2 separate regions of the Homo sapiens genome follow, and region 2 is linked to region 1. Evidence: read pairs that join two places in POLR2A ChIA-PET (ENCODE). Cell type or tissue: MCF 10A. All regions are shown on one strand. Links, peaks and the distances in the headings refer to the core of each region. The heading gives the core; the rest is flanking DNA. Region 1 overlaps CEP350 (centrosomal protein 350). Region 2 overlaps LOC101928933 (a long non-coding RNA gene).

Region 1 (8,349 bases), core at 333-8,332:
TGACCCTATCTCAAAAAAAGAAAGAAAAAAAAATCACTTACTTAGAACAGGGCCTGGCACATAGTAAGCAGAGTATAGGTTATGAAATCAGTCCATGAATTCCTAGTACAGTATTGGAGTATTGGGAAATTATTCCATGCTATACTAACATAAAAAGCTTAAGAAATGGTTTTCTGTGATAGAATTGAGGAAGATCAGATAGATACATGACTCCATGGTTCCAAGTAATAAGTAATTTTCTTTATAATCAAGAAAACATTGAAAAATTTGCAAAGCTTTGAAAAACAATAATTATAATGATTATAACATCTGATAATTATTGGGCACTTAGTGTGCAAGACACTGAAAGGACTGAGGGACTTTACCTGTATTAACTCATTTTTATGATAGCCTGATGTGGAAAGTATTACTGTTATCATTTCTGTTTTAGACAGCAAACTGAAGCAGAGGTTAAATTACTTGTACATAGTCACATAGTAAGTGAATCAGACTTCGTTGGAGAGAATTTTCTCCCTATATTTAGCTGCCATAAAAATTTATCTGTAATTATTCATATTTAATATCATCTTTTTCAAATATTACAAATTGTAATCCATGTAAAATTATTAGGTAATCTTATACAAATTAGTTAAATCTAAATAGATTAATAGGAATAAGTATAAAAATTATATGAGAAAAAGCATAGTTTTAAGTTTTGAGCTCTAAGGAAAATATGAAATTTTTAAATAAAAACCTTCAAAGATTTATGGTGACATTTAATATCACCAATCAATATGATTTGATGCATTTTATTTCCAGGTAGAGGTAGAACATATTAAGTTATTGTTCTCCATAAGAATATAAGAGGAGAAATAGTTATAATATATAAATTATAAATTTGAATAGAAATTGAGGCCATATTTTCCAGTATTCAACATTATACATTTTTCTCTAAATATTAGTTTTTATTGGTTTCACTTACCTTTGATTTTTCTTAGTAATAAATTGAACCATAGGGAACAATCCAGGCTTATGGTGGTTAAAAAAAAATAATAAAGTGTTAAGCCATCTTTGATTGTAGTTATAGTCTCCTAGTGATTACATAGATTTTTAAATATCTTTAATTTAGCTGTGTTGTAAGACTTTTCTTTCTGGAACTACTATTATTTATTCTTTGACAGTAGCACTTTAAGCCCTCAGGAGGACCATTCTAACAGAAAGTCTGCCTATGATCCTTCCTCTGTGGATGTTACCTCCCAGCATTCATCAGGAGCCCAGTCTGCTGCATCGTCTCGTTCATCTACTTCTTCTAAAGGAAAGAAAGGAAAAAAGGAAAAGACAGAATGTAAGTGGAATTCCACATGGTAACTTTTTCTCTTACCAATGATTTTGTTGTAGTAATCTAAAGTTATGATTTGATTGCATAAGAAGTTAGAAGAATTTCTTATGGTAATGTAATTAGCTTTCATATTTATTTATCATTATAATAATACCTTTTGATATATAACATCATGAATCTTTTCCTTAATACAAAAGGAATACATTTGCAATGATAAAAAATTAAAAATTAGAGATAAACACTCTTCAAAGAAAGACAAATTTCCTTTGAGACTTCTGTTCAGAGATTAACTACTATTAACATTTTTGATGTATACGTAAAATTATACACACACATGACTTTATTTATTTACTTTTTTTTTTTTTTGAGACGGAGTCTCACTCTGTCGCCCAGGCTGGAGTGCAGTGGCGTGATCTTGGCTCACTGCAAGCTCCGCCTCCCAGGTTCATGCCATTCTCCTGCCTCAGCCTCCCGAGTAGCTGGGACTACAGGCGCCCGCCACCGCACCCAGCTAATTTTTTGTATTTTTAGTAGAGACGGGGTTTCACCATGTTAGCCAGGATGGTCTCGATCTCCTGACCTCGTGATCCACCCGCCTTGGCCTCCCAAAGTGCTGGGACACATGACTTTATTTTAAAAACAAATGTAAATAATTGCTTTGCAGTTGGTTTTTTAAAAAAACTTTATAGTATATACATCTCTGAGTATCATTAAATATAATACCCAAATGTCCTTATCTATAAAATAGAGATAATAATAGATATGGTAATTTTTAAGCTTATATGAAATTAAGGGAGATAATGTATACATTCCGGTACCTAGCACTGTAGCTGACTCATTGGCATTCAGTAAATATTTTTGAGTGATTGAGATGCCCTTCAATGTCCTCATTTCTACTCTTGGCTTAAATTTGCTCTATAGGCCTACGGAGATGGATAATCACTGTACAAAGTGATTAGGCAAAGGCTTTGTAAACTCACAGGATGGTGTCTAGCTAGGGGAATGATTTTGCTTCCAAAAATGTTTTTTCTGGAAGCTGGAAGCTGTCATTCTCAGCAGACTAACACAGGAACAGAAAACCAAACACCGCGTGTTCTCACTCATAAGTGGGAGTTGAACAATGCGAACACATGGACACGGGGAGGGGATCATCACACACTGGGACCTGTCGGGGGGTTAGGGGTAAGGGAAGGGAGAGCATCAGGACAAATACCTAATGCATGCGGGGCTTAAAACCTAGATGATGGGTTGATAGGTGTAGCAAACCACCATGGCGCATATATACCTCTGTAACAAACCTGCATGTTCTGCACATGTATCCCAGAACTTAAAGTAAAATAAAAAATACATAAAATAAATCCTACTCATTGAGCTAAAAGTCTTCAGGGGGTGGAAGGAACAGGAATAGGAGGAAGACATCAATGAATATAGAAACCTATATTTAAAAGTAAATCTCCTCTAGTTCTTTCTCTTAGAGATAACGGATGTTAACATTTAAACCAGCCTGGCCAATATGGTGAAACACCGTCTCTAAAAATACAAAAATTAGCCAGGCATGTTGGTGGGTGCCTATAATCCCAGCTACTCGGGAGGCTGAGGCAGGAGAATCGCTTGAACCCAGGAGGCAGAGGTTGCAGTGAGCCGAGACTGCGCCATTGCACTCCAGCCTGGGCGACAGAGTGAGACTCTGTGTCAAAAAAAAAAAAAAAGTATTTATTTTATTTATTTCACTTTATCTTATTTATTTTGCAGAGACGAGGGCCTCACTTTGTTGCCCAGGCTGGTCTCGAACTCCTGGGCTCAAGCAATCCTTTTGCCTCCGCCTCCCAAAATGTTGGGATTGTAGGCATAAGCCATTGCCCTCTGCCTATTTTAATTGTGGTAAAATATACATGACATAGAATTTATCATTTTAACCATTTTCAAATATACAGTTCAGTGACATTAAGTACATTCACATTATTGTTGCAAGCATCACCACTGTCCTTCTCCAGAAATTTTTCATATTCCCCTACTGAACTCTGTATCCATTAAATAATAACTCCATTCTTCTGTCCATCAGCCGCTGGTAACCACTGTTCTGTTTTCTGTCCCTATCAATTTGACTACTCTGCGTACTTCATATAAGTGGAATAATAGAGTATTTGTCCTTTTTATCTTGCTTATTTCACTTAGCATAATATCTGACTCACCGTTCATCTATGTTGCAGCATGTATCAGAATTTCCTTTCTTTCTATTGCTGAATAATACTCCATGCTGTGTGTATGCCATATTTTGTTTATCCATTCATCTGTTGATGGACATTTTGGTATTTTCCACCTTTTAGCTATTGTGAATGATGTTGCTATGAACATTGGTGTACAAATACCCTATTTGAATCCCTGCTTTACCCAGATACAGAATTGCTAGATCAAATGGTAATGCCATGTTTAATTTTTTGAGGAACTGCCATAATGTTTTCTATAGCAGCTGTACCATTTTACTTTCCCACCAGCAATGCACAGGGTTCTATTTTGTCTACATTTATGCCAGCACTTTATATTTTCTGCTTTTTTGATAATAGGACATCCTAATGGGCGTGAAATGTTAACATTTTTAGCAAGAGTCCTTCCAGACAATTTGTAGGCACACACAAATAGGCAATTTTATGTGTATGGGATCACATTTTACATGCAATTTTATTCTGTCTGTAGGGTATGGGTATCTTTTTCTGTCAGTAAATATGGATTACCATTTGTAAGGATTACCCACTAAATAAACTCTAGACCCATTAAGTAACAGAATACTATTCTGTTTTGGCTTTTTTTGTTTTGTTTTTTGAGATAGGGTCTCACTCTATCACCCAGGCTGGAGTACAGTGGTGTGATCACGGCTTATGGCTCACCGTAGCCTCAACATCCTGGGCTCCATCAGTCCTTCCACTCAGCCTCCCAAGTAGCTGGGACTACAGGCACACAACACCCCACCTGGCTAATTTTTCTATTTTTTTGTAGGGATGGCTTCTGCCATATTATCTAGGCTGGTCTCAAACTCCTGGGCTCAAGCAATCCACCTGTTTTAGCTTCCCAGAGTGCTGGGATTATAGGCGTGAGCCACTGCACCTGGCTTGTTATTTGAATATATTATAATTTATTTAACTCTTTCCCCATTGCTGGATATTTAGGTTATTTTCTTTTTTCTTTATTCCATTATAAATACTACTGCATTGAATATCCTTGTAAATACACCTTTATGCATTAGTCTGTTTTTTTCCTATAGGGGAAAATCCTAGAGATAAGATAATGGGGCAAATAATATGCCATGTTTAAAATGTGGTACATTTTGTCAAATAGCCTTTCAGAAAGTTAGTGCCAGTTTATACGTCCAATGAGAATGCTAGGAGAAATTATTTTTAAATCATTAACCTAATATAAACAGTTTAGAAGTGTTCTGAAAGTCTTTGTAGGACATTTAGACATCATTTTACCAGCACTTCCGAAACTGTATTTTCTTGTGAAATACAAGTTTAGTGGTATAGACTGTTTCATAAGTGTTCTGAGAATAAAAGAGCTCCATGGTTCCAGAAATTTGGGAAATTCTTTTAGAGTGAAACAAGATTCTTTCCTGTAAGACTCATCAACACTGTAATATGCTAGTGCATTACTTATTTTAGGATAAGGATGAGGCTGTAGTATGAAGCATTTTCCAAGTGTATTTTGACTACTGAATCATCAATCATCATTTTATGGCATTAGAATTCAGCTGAACACAGTTTGGGAAATGCTGATCTTGCTCAATTCTTATTTTGCAATTGTTAGCGTTTGCTAAGTTAGTGTCTCACCTAAGGTCACTAACTTGTTATTGGCAAAGCCCAGATTCTGACTTCTGACTCCCAAATCCAGTCTATCTTCTGGTATGATATACTGCACAATTTTGAAATATCATGATATAGGTTGGGCATGGTAGCTCACTCCTATAATCTCAGCATTTTGTGAGGCTGAGGTGGGTGGATCGTTTGATGCAGGAGTTCAAACTCCTGGAGTTCGAGACCAGCCTGGGCAACATGGTGAAGCCCTGTCTTTAGAAAAAATAGAAAAATTATCCAGGCGTGGTGGCGCACACCTGTAGCTCCAGCTACTGGAGAGGCTCAGGTGGGAGGATCAGTTGAGTCCCCAAAGTTGAGGCTGCAGTGAGCCATGATCATGCTACTGCACTCCAGCCTGGGCAACAGAGCTAGACCTGTCTCAAAAAAAAAGAAAAAATCATGATTTATTGAGTATATGTGTATTAATAATATGATTTAATGTAGGTTTAAAACATTATCATCTAAAACAGATAAGATGAAGTATAGGTAGCATTTTGTGGCTTTCAGTTTCCCTAATCCTCACCGGCAATACCAGAAAAACCCTGATATATTTCACTTTCCACAGCATCTTCTTAAACTTAGTTTCTCCTTCATCCCCAAGTTCTAAAATCAGTGTGATTTTAATTGTATATGTTCCATCTGGTGGTGAAAAGGAGTGTCTGCCTGCTCTGTACAAAAATTTACCCAGTGTAGTTGAAAGTAGTTGGTAGATTAAAGTGGTAATCCTAGGGGAAAAAAATTTGCTTTAAGATATGGAATATGGCTTTACTTGGCAATCTTTTAATGTCAGGACATTTTCTTTTCATATGGGTCCCTGGACTGGAGTGTAGGCCTTTCTTGCACAGAATGTTATCTTGTCTATAATTTCTAGTTGTTTAAAGTCAAGAAAAAATTTTAAGTTGTGTATTTATTGTCAACAAACAATATTAAGTGAATAAAGCGTTCTTACTATGAAAGCAGTACAGCTTTATTGTAGAAAAATTAGCAATAATCAGTATTAACAGCTTGCTTCTAGCCTCGGGATCCTAAATAGACTTTATAGAGTCCTTTCTAATTGATTAATAATATTCTGTTTTAAGTGTACAGTTGAGTGGCATTAAGCACGTTTATACTGTTGTACAATCATCCCCACCACTCAACTTCAGAACTTTCTCAGTTTCCCGTACTGAAGCTCTGTATTCATTCAGCAATAACTCTCCATTCCTCCGTCCCTTCAGTTCTGGCAACCACCATTCTAACTTTCTGTCTCTATGAATTTCACTAGGGAATTTAACCGTTTTCAACTGTACAGTTCATTAGCATTAAGTACATTCACATTGTTTTGCCATCATGATCACTATCTATCTCCAGAACATTTTCATCATCCCAAACTAAAATCTATACCCATTCAATAATAACTCTCATTCTCCTCTTCTCCCAGCACCTAGTGACAACTGTTTTACTTTCTCTCTATGAATTTGCCTATTCTAGCTGTGTCATGTAAGTGGAATCATATTTGTCCTTTTGTGACTGGCTTATTTCACTTAGCATAATGTCTTCAAGGTTCATCTGTATTGTAGCATGTGTCAGAATGTTCTTCCTTTTAAGGCTGAATAATATTCCCGTGTATGTATAAACCACATTTTGTTTATCCATTCATCAGTTCACGGACATTTGGGTTGCTTTCATCTTCTGACTATTTTGAGTAATACTGCTATGAATACGAGTATAAAGGGTATTTTTTATTTCACTTTTGTATTTTCTTTTGCTCTTTAACCATATATATCTTTAAAGTTTAACTTTAAATTTTTTGTATATATATATATATATTTTAAAGTATATATAGTAATTTTACAATAAATTTTTACAAAAATTTTAACGTATATATACACATAAGTATATATGTGTATATATGTATATATATACATATGTGTGTATATATAAACATAATATATATATAATATGTGAAATATATATTTTATATTTAAAATTTGGGCCACTATTAAAATTTATATGCAGTTTTGTAATCTGCTTTTTTTAAAAGGTAATAATAAATATTTTCCCATGCTGCTGTTTAAACATACAATCAAGATGAATAGTGTACTAGACTAGAGTCAGGAGGCCTGGGTGTATGTCATTTCTGCTGTTGATCAGAGCAGAATACCTTGTGAAGCAAGTTATTAAGCCCCATAGATCTCTAGTTACCTCATCAGTAAATTTGGGATATAGTACTTATTTCATAACATGTTTAAGAGCAATAAGGTACTATATATGAAGTGCATTTGAATTACAATGTCCTATATAAATGTTCAGGTTACTATTATCTATGTGATTTAGACAGGTATTCTCTTGTTAGAAATGTAGATTAAATTTCTTTGAGTTACAGAGTTACCCATTGAATAACATGCATAATTTTTGTTTCAGTCATCTTCTTAAGATATATTCCTATGAGTAAAATTATTGAGAGTCAGAGAATGTGAATATTTTTATAAATCAGGCTACATAGTTCTTACCATAGACTTTTTCAAAAGAATTATGTAGTTCAATTAGCAGTTGGTACGATTTTTCTCCCAGCTCTGGATTTTATCCTTTAAAAAATTCTTTTTGGTTACTTTTTCATAGGGATAGATTAGTATTTTATTGTTATTTAATATATTTATCTTTTATTACTATTGCACTAAGAATGATTTATTAATAGCAAGTGGAATTAATGGAAGAAACTTCACTTTCCTTAAATAGAGACAGAAGGATGAACTGCTTTATTTTAGATATGGAAAACAGATTTTGAATATAGTATAAGTCAAATTTTAAATATTCTGATTTATACTTTTTGTTATTTTATTGAAATCTATATATCAATTATCTCTCTCAATAACTTCTAATATTGGGAATCAGCTTTATAAGAAATTTACTTTACAGGGTTGGATTCATTCACTGGAAATGTTCAGAACTCACTTCTTGATGAGGAAAAAGCAGAACGTGGCTCCCATCAAGGAAAGAAATCTGGGACCAGCAGCAAACTTTCTGTTAAAGATTTTGAGCAGACTCTTGATACAGATAGCACTTTGGAGGATCTTTCTGGACATTCTGTGAGGTAATGTATATTTTATACTGTAATTTATATATAATTAAAGATATATAATTGATATTCAAAAAATCCATATAATGAATTTTAACTCAGCAGTCCCCTTAACTGTGCATGTCTGA
Region 2 (8,349 bases), core at 179-8,178, 100 kb before region 1:
GAATCTTCCAGATAAAAGGAGAGAACACAGACTTTCCTGCGCATTTTAAAGTGACTGAGGTGCTCCACACTCTGATTTATCCTTTATTACCCTGTGGCAGCATTAGCATACCCCTGCTACCACATGCATCTTGCAAGCAGTGATGTGTCATCAATATATGCACCGTGGCAATCACAGAATGCTCAAATATTTATTGAATAAAAAGAGCAAGCCATACCTAATTATAGCTAGGTAAGTTGCATCTTAGTGTTTTATTTGCTTTCCCCACCCCCATCCCCCATTACGCCTAAGCCCTATCTAAAAGTTGTATATAACTCATCTGGGTTTAGCAATGCTATGAATAAGGAAAAACAAAGAGGACCAATCTACGCCGTGGAAGGGAAATGCACTTCTCTGATAGAGACAGTGATCATTACAGGTCCTCAAGGGAAAGGTGGAATATCAAGGGAAAAGACTGGGAAGCTGTGAGGTCTTTCCACAGTGATATTTGGCATTTGCATTTTCTAAAAATAGCTAGCAAGTATTCTTCCATCTTTTTCTGTTGCCTAAGAGGGTATTATAATTCAGATAAAAGATGGCTATGGATGTACGAACAAGATGGATAAGAAAAATATTCGAGAATTAGAACTGACCAGATTTGATTGACTGTAGAAGTGCTGAAAATTTCTCTTTCTTCTGTTTAGCTCATATATCTTCTCCCCAGATACTAAGCATAAAGTGATAGACTAAATTCCTATCTCTGCATGTCAATATGTTGACTTTTAGTTTGAAGTAGAGCCACACATATTTGGTCAGAAATTGATTGTAGAGAATAAAAACCCTGTCCAACCAGGAAATGAGCAAAAGAGGGCTGGGGTGAAGATTGCAAGAATATACATCTCAGACTCCAGGAAAAGGAAAATACAGGAACTGTGAAGACTGTTTTCATTTGGAGACCAGCAGCCATTCCCTCTGTCTCTCTATTGCTGCTACCCAATTAGCAACTTCCCCTTTGTGACTTAAATGCCAAAAAGATGACATTAATGGCTCAATTCAGTGTATGAAGGATTCCTGAGAAGAATATATGATAAAGCATAGCTTCCTAGGTCACCCTTTTAACAGGGACCAGGAGTTTGGGTTGTGGTAGGGCTGTGTCCTGAGGTCAGGCCAAGAAGTGGGCTGATATGTTAAAGGACAACTGAATACTTCTTCAACTATATAAAGACCTTCTATATGTAATGCCATGCTATGTCATTAATGGCATTTCATTTTAGCTTTTTAAAAAACCCAACGAAGGGAAATTCAAGGTAATGGAAACATTTTAAGTTTTAAAATCTGAGTCCTGGTCATGGGTCTACTACAAATGTGATTTCTTCCCATTGCTTCTGTTTCTCTAGGCTAAACCAGGAAGATAGTTGTCAAAACTTCGGGTACTATTTTAACATACATCAGCACTTGTTAATTTGCTGTAATTCCCTCAATAGAACACCAAGCTTTAGTTTTCAGTATGTTTCTTGGGCAAGTGAGGTGGTAGGTGGCCATGTACTAGATCAAACTTGATTTTCTAGGGATTGTTTTCCCACTTTTAGAGAATACCATTCTTAGGCTAAACTCAATTACAGAATCTACTGCATGCTATACAGCCCTCTATAGAAATATTCACCCTGAGTAGTTAATTATGTTTCTTAATGGGTAAATGTTTTATCTAGTCCCTCTTTTTTTTTAATTTGATAAAATCCAGATCTCTCAGAGCTTAAATACACTTCCTCTTATTTTCCCTACAACAAATATGGAAAAGATCTATAATATATATTTGAATATGTATTAAGTTGTTCCTCACCCTTTTCTATTTTTTATTAGCTATTGAGTGTTTATTAATGCTTCAAACACTTCCAAGTGCTTTATGTATATTAACTGATTTAATTCTTAAGTTACTCTATGAGATGGTATTATTATCCCAACTTAATAGGAAACTGAAGCACAGTGAGCTAAAGTAACTCTCGAAGTGGTGGAGCAGAGAGATGAACCCAGGCAGTCTGACTTTAGAACATCTATGCTTACCACTATGATGTTCTCAAGGACCCCATTCTGAATATAGGAATAAACAAATTCAGTTTCTCCCACTTTAATCTCACAACACCCTTCTGACTCCAGATGTGTGTGGAGGGGGGTTCCCCACGCATTAAGCAAATAAGCAATTTTGCAGCAGACACCAGCTGGGTGTCCTCTAATTCAATTCACTTCTTACACTACCTGGAGATAGCATCAGATACCATAGGTTGAAGGCTCAGTGCCACAAGATGGCTCCCACTTCAGATGACAATCAGAAGCCCCAGATGGTGACCAAGGGTCCTAACCAACTAGCTATAAGTTAGGGTTCCCATAACCCCTTCTTGAGCTCCATTAGTTTGCTAGAGAGGCTCACAGAACTCGGAAACACTATACAGTCATGCTGTACATAATGACATTTCAATGTCAGCCTGCATAGACAATGGTGATCCCATAAGATTATAATACTGTATTTTTACTGTACCTTTTCTATGTTTAGGTATGTTTAGATAGACAAATAGTCAATCCTTGAACAACTTGGGTTTGAACTGTGTGGGTCCATTTATACATGGATTTTTTTTCAATAAATGTATTGGAAAATTTTTTGGAGATTTGCAACAATTTGAAAAACCAGATGAACCTCATAGACTAGAAATATCAAAAAAAATAAAGGTATGTGAAGAGTACATAAAATACATGTAGATACTAGTCTATCATTTACTACCATACATAAATCTATTTAAAAAAGTTAAAATTTATCAAAACCTATACACACAAACACACACCATACATTGTACCATTTGCAGTCTAGATAAATATTTAAAAATCTAAAAATGCACTGTTAAACCGTAACTGATGAAAAATTAGCTAGTGGGTACAATGTGTGCTCTTCAGGTGATGGCTATACTAAAAGTCCAGATTTCACCAGGATACAATTCTTCCATGTAACAAAAAACCACTTGTACCACTAAAGCTATGGAAAGAACAAAAATTGTCTAATTAACTAATTAAAACAAACAACTGCGTAAAATTAACTGTAGTACCTACTGTTCCACTGAAATAAGTTTGTAACCACCTCCTGTTGCTATTACAGCAGAACTCAAGGGTTGAGAGTATCCACATAAAACACCCTGTGAGCTAATCATCTCCACACAAGCAGTTCTTGGCTCTAGTAAATTGCGTATTGCAGTAAAAAGTGATCTCTCACACTTCTCGCGTTTTTCATCATGTTTAATGCAATACCCTAAACCTTGAATAACACCATGAGCCCCATACAAAGTGCCACCAGTGATGCTAGAAATGCTCCCAAGAAGCAGAGAAAAAAATGACACTACGAGAAAAAGTTGAATTGCTTGATAAGTACTTTGATTGAGGTCTGTAGCTGCAGTTGCCTGCCATTTCAGACAGCTGACTCATTTTGGAAATGGAGGGGCATTTAACTAACCCTAAATTTACAGTATTGATAATTACAGTACAGTACGGTAAATATGTTTTCCTTAGGATTTTCTTAATATTTTACTTTCTCTAGCTTTATTATAAGAAGACAGTATATAATAAATGTGTTAATCAACTGTTTATGTTACTGGTAAGTCTTCCAGTTAGCAGGAGGCTATTAGTAAAGTTTTGGGGAAGTCAAAAGTTATACATGGATTTTTGACTGTGTGGGTGTCAAACCCCTAATCCTCTAGTTGTTCCATTGTTAACTGCACTTGCCATTGTGTTACAATTCCCTACAGTATTCAGTACAGGAACATGCTGTACAGGCTTGCAGCCTAGACAACAGGATATACCATATAGCCTATGTGTGTAGTAGGCTATACCCTCTAGCTATGTGGAAGGACACTCTTAAGATGTTTGCACAATAACAAAATTGCCTAACAGTGCAATCGTCTTTTTTATTTTTATTTATTTATTATAGAGATGGAGTCTCACTATTTTGCCTAGGCTGGTCTCAAACTCCTGGGCTCAAGCAAGTCTCTCACCACAGCCTGCCAAAGTGTTGAGATTACAGGCAAGAGCCACCACGCCTGGTGACAACACAGTTCTCAAAATGTATCTCCTTCATTAAGTGACACATGACTGTACTCACATTTACTAGCTTATTATAAAGGATATTACAAAGGATACCGATGAACACCAGATGAAGAGATGCATAGGACAATGCATGTGGGAAGGAGTGTGAAGCCTCCATCTATTCCATTCCAATCTATTCAGGCTCTATAAAGTTTATATTCAACCTATATATTCTTATTTGTGGCTCTCCTTTAAACACTTTTCTTCCCTTGCTCAGCATTGTAGAATCCAATATTGCACAAACCGAGTCTAGAGAATTTTGAGTAGGATGAGTCATCACACAGTCCTACCTGTTGACACATATTTGCATACATAATCATGATTTTATAACTAAATTTACTGCAATGTTGACTCACAGTTAATCTTTTTCAAAATGCTTACATGTACCCCAGGGATTGGTTAACTGCCCCTGCTTACCACACAGCTTCTCTTTTTGGCCTCTTTCAGTCTTGATGCAAAACTCAGCAACTCTGAATTCCTAAGGAAAAATCCATTTGCATCCAGAGCACTGGCAATTTCCTACAGAGGAAAAATTGTTGATAGTACACAAAAAACACATCCCACAGAAAACAGAAGCATCCTTATCCTTACTGTAATGAGGGAGAGTATGATTAAGAGTACAGGCCCTACGGTCTGGAGTTTGACTGCCTAGGGCCAAATCCCAGCTCCATGCCTTTCTCACTGAATGACACTAGCAACTTATGCTCTTTATGCTTCAGTTTCCTTGTCTAAAAATGGGGAAAATAATGTAACTACTATCTTTTTTTTTTTTATTGAGACAGAGTCTTGCTCTGGCACCCAGGCTGGAGTGCAGCAGTGCGATCTCGGCTCACTGCAACCTCCGCCGCCCAGGTTCAAGCAAGTCTCCTGCCTGGGCCTCCCGAGTAGCTGGGATTAGAGGCCTGGGCCACCACACTGGCTGATTTTTGTATCTCTAGTAGAGACGGGGTTTCACCATGTTGGCCAGGCTGGTCTCGAACTCCTGACCTCAGGTGATCCACCCGCCTTGGCCTCCCAAAGTGCTGGGATTACAGGTGTGAGCCACCGCACCCGGCCTCATTTACCAAAATTCTTAACCACCAACAGTTCTCTCCCCTTTTCCTGTGTGGCATCAACTGTGATGGCTCCTACTTCCAGCCTCTTAGGTGACCCTTGTCATACGAATAACTTGGGCTTTCTTCCCATCTTATACCTCCATTACAAGCCCCAACCCATCACAAAGTTTATTAAACAAAAGGCCTTACAGTTATCAGAATCCACCCTTGCCCCAAATCAGGGGTACTATAAAGAATAAGAAAGCTTTCCTGGCTGGGTACAGTGGCTCATGCCTATAATCCCAGCACGTTGGTAGGATGAGGTGGGAGGATCACTTAAGCCCAGGAGTTTAAGACCAGCCTGGGCAACATAGTGGGACCCCATCTCTAGTTATAAAATTTAAAAGGTTTTTTTTTTATTTTTTAATTAATTTTTTTTCAAGAAAGCTTTTTGATCACATGCAAATAGCTCTTTCTCTCCATGGTTTATTCTTCCCATTCATCTTCACCATCCTACTCCCATACTTAATCAACCTCACTTTCTTTTCTTGAAGTAACTATAATTTGTTGATATTTTCCAAGTGCTGCACAGACTATCCCGTGTTGAACACGGAGATGTGCAACCTGGATCTCCTTTCAAGGAGTAATTTGTTTTGCCATCTGCTGGGAGTGTGTTCAGTGGACAGCCTTCACTCTCAACCACTTCACAGCTTGCCTCAGCTGCAGAAAACCACCTTGCTGAAGACTACGTTGGGGAGGGGGAGAGTGGTGCACTCTAATGACACGGGATACAAAGGCTTGGCCTTCTCAGCCCCACACAGTGCAACTATGGTGGGCCATTTGCACTCCAGAGCTTCCCTATGGGGTTGGCTGAAGCTATGGGGCCTGTATTATAGCATGACTTTTTCCTCTCCCCTCTCCTTCCTTTTCCTCCTTTCCATGGGTGTTGATACCAAGGCACTCCCTACTAAATACCTTGTACTCTGAGTCTGCTTCTCAGAAAACCCAACCTATGTCACACTGTAAGCTTAGTGTAGTCTGTAAATAATTAAGTCAGTAACGTTTATTGACCATTTAATATGTGCCAGGCACCATGCTAGGCACCATACATATACTATATCATTTAATTTTCATAATATTTGAAGTAGGTGCTATTACTATCTTTCTGTTACCAATGAGGAAACACAGACCCAGAACTACTGTTAGTAACTGATGGAGCTAGGATTTGAACTCAGTCTGACTCCAGAATCTGCATTCTTAACCATCATTCTACAATTCTACATTGTATTCCATCATAATGTCCACTTTTTTTTTTTTTTTTGAGATGGGGTCTTTCTCTGTTACTGAGGCTGGAGTGCAGTGGCATGATCTTGGCTCACTGCAACCTCCGCCTCCCGGGCTCAGGCAATCCTCCCACCTCAACCTTCTGAGTAGCTGGGACTACAGGCACACACCACCACACCCAGCTAATTTTTGTAGAGATGGATTCGCTGTGTCACCCAGGCTGGTCTAGAACTCCTGGACTCAAGTGATCCACCCGCCTCGGCCTCCCAAAGTGCTGGAATTACAGGCGTGAGCCACCATACTCAGGCAGTATCCACTTCTTAAGGAGCAAAAATGGCATTAAATAATATAAGCATACGATGCTTGGGGAGGTGGTGGTGGAATGTAGCCATATTTTTTATGGAAAGACTGTGTTAAAAGTGAACATTTTGAAGGTTTTTAACTGGTGAAAGAAACTAGCCTGGAATAATGCCACCAGAGACTGAGTGGAAGTCATCCCTTTTGAAGGTGCCATTCTTATGAGCCAAAAGTTTGTCGTTTAAAAGTTCATTTTGAGGGAATAACGTAACATAATTTTAAATAAAGGTATAGTAACCTTTAAAAGAACATTATAGCTGAATATTGTGAATGGGGTGAATTTGTTAAATGAATAACTTTGATAAAGTTTTCATGCACAGGCAAAATGTATTCACTAGATTTCTATGTAGTGATCTGCTTTTACTTTGTAATTTGTAGTCCTCAAAAGACTTTAAAAAAAATAAAGTCCATACTTACACTAACAAAAAAAACACATAATGCATGTATGTTGAGGAAACATACTGCCTGGCCCATAGAATCACCGGATTATCTAGTGAAATTTACACCTCTTTATAGAGATAAAAACCTGACAATAATGTTTGGAACTCTGTTAGGTAGAATGCTCTCTAATAACAAAGGCCTATTATGGTTCTGATGTCCTAATTTGAAAGTAAGTTGGGCAGGGCGTGGTGGCTCACGCCTGTAATCCCAGCACTTTGGTAGGCTGAGGCGGGCGGATCACGAGGTCAGGAGTTCGAGACCAGCCTGGCCAACATGGTGAAACCCCATATCTACTAAAGTTAAAAAAAATTAGCCAGGCGTGGTGGCACGCACCTGCAGTCCCAGCTACTCAGGAGGCTGAGGCAGGAGAATCACTTGAACCCAGGAGGCAGAGGTTGCAGTGAGCCAAGATCACGCCACTGCACTCCAGCCTGGCGACAGAGTGAGACTCCGTCTCAAAAAAAAAAAAAAAAAAAAAAGGAAATTGAACTAGATGATATTTAAAGTCTCTGTCAATGCTGATTCTATAAAATTGGCAAAGTTTGTAATAGCTTAATATAATGTAAAGCCCAGAATATTTTGCTTGATATAGCCTCTGAAAGAGAATCACTTATAGTCCATGATCTGTCCAACATTCAACAGGCATCTCAAACTGTGTTGGAGTAGTGTAATACTTGCTGCTTGAAATATAAGATCTGAGTGAGCAAATTCCAATGAAATCTTTTCCTTTGGAAATAGTTCCAAAGAATTAAGCTTTCTATTGTTAACAGGCAAGTTCCAAAGACCAAAGGTTTGCTCCTCTGAAATATTTTCATTAGCCTTGAATAAGCAAGTTGGCAGAGAGAGGGAACGAAGTACTTTTGTGTTCAGAAAATGCAGCCAACTTCCTATCTCTGGCTTTACCTCTAAGTTTTGTTATTGAATCAGCAGTTCTGTTTTTTTAAGTCATCTGGTTATTCCCAAGGTGGCCCTTTGACCTTTGCAGTTTGCCCAAAGGAGATCTACATGTATTAGCTGGTTGGACTATAGGTTAAGCTTAGATTTAGCTCTAAGCAATGAACCCTTTGCCCTTATATCACCTGTTATCTCGTTCCTGCAGAAAAGGAACACAAACATCCAAATTTATAGCAGT

Evidence for each region. Peaks named below come from ENCODE experiments on the same cell type or tissue, not always from the same donor. Only the 100,000 strongest peaks of a DNase experiment are listed, where the experiment ranks them.
Region 2: POLR2A ChIA-PET joins it to region 1 with 12 read pairs; 2 of 35 experiments call an interaction of 5 or more read pairs at or near these places.

Annotation. Positions count from the first base shown.
Region 1 is chr1:180,023,259-180,031,607 of GRCh38, forward strand. It overlaps CEP350 (centrosomal protein 350), which reads left to right. Exons shown (of 38, transcript NM_014810.5): 14 at 1,161-1,324; 15 at 8,062-8,236. Among named protein-coding and RNA genes, the nearest start is that of CEP350, 73 kb to the left of the region's middle. In MCF 10A, for the core only: no CTCF peak of the experiment used is centred there; a DNase peak (open chromatin) is centred at 5,033.
Region 2 is chr1:179,922,277-179,930,625 of GRCh38, forward strand. LOC101928933 (a long non-coding RNA gene) reads right to left here. Exons shown (of 4, transcript XR_241158.4): 3 at 4,519-4,620; 4 at 3,895-4,391. Among named protein-coding and RNA genes, the nearest start is that of CEP350, 28 kb to the right of the region's middle. In MCF 10A, for the core only: no CTCF peak of the experiment used is centred there; a DNase peak (open chromatin) is centred at 4,475.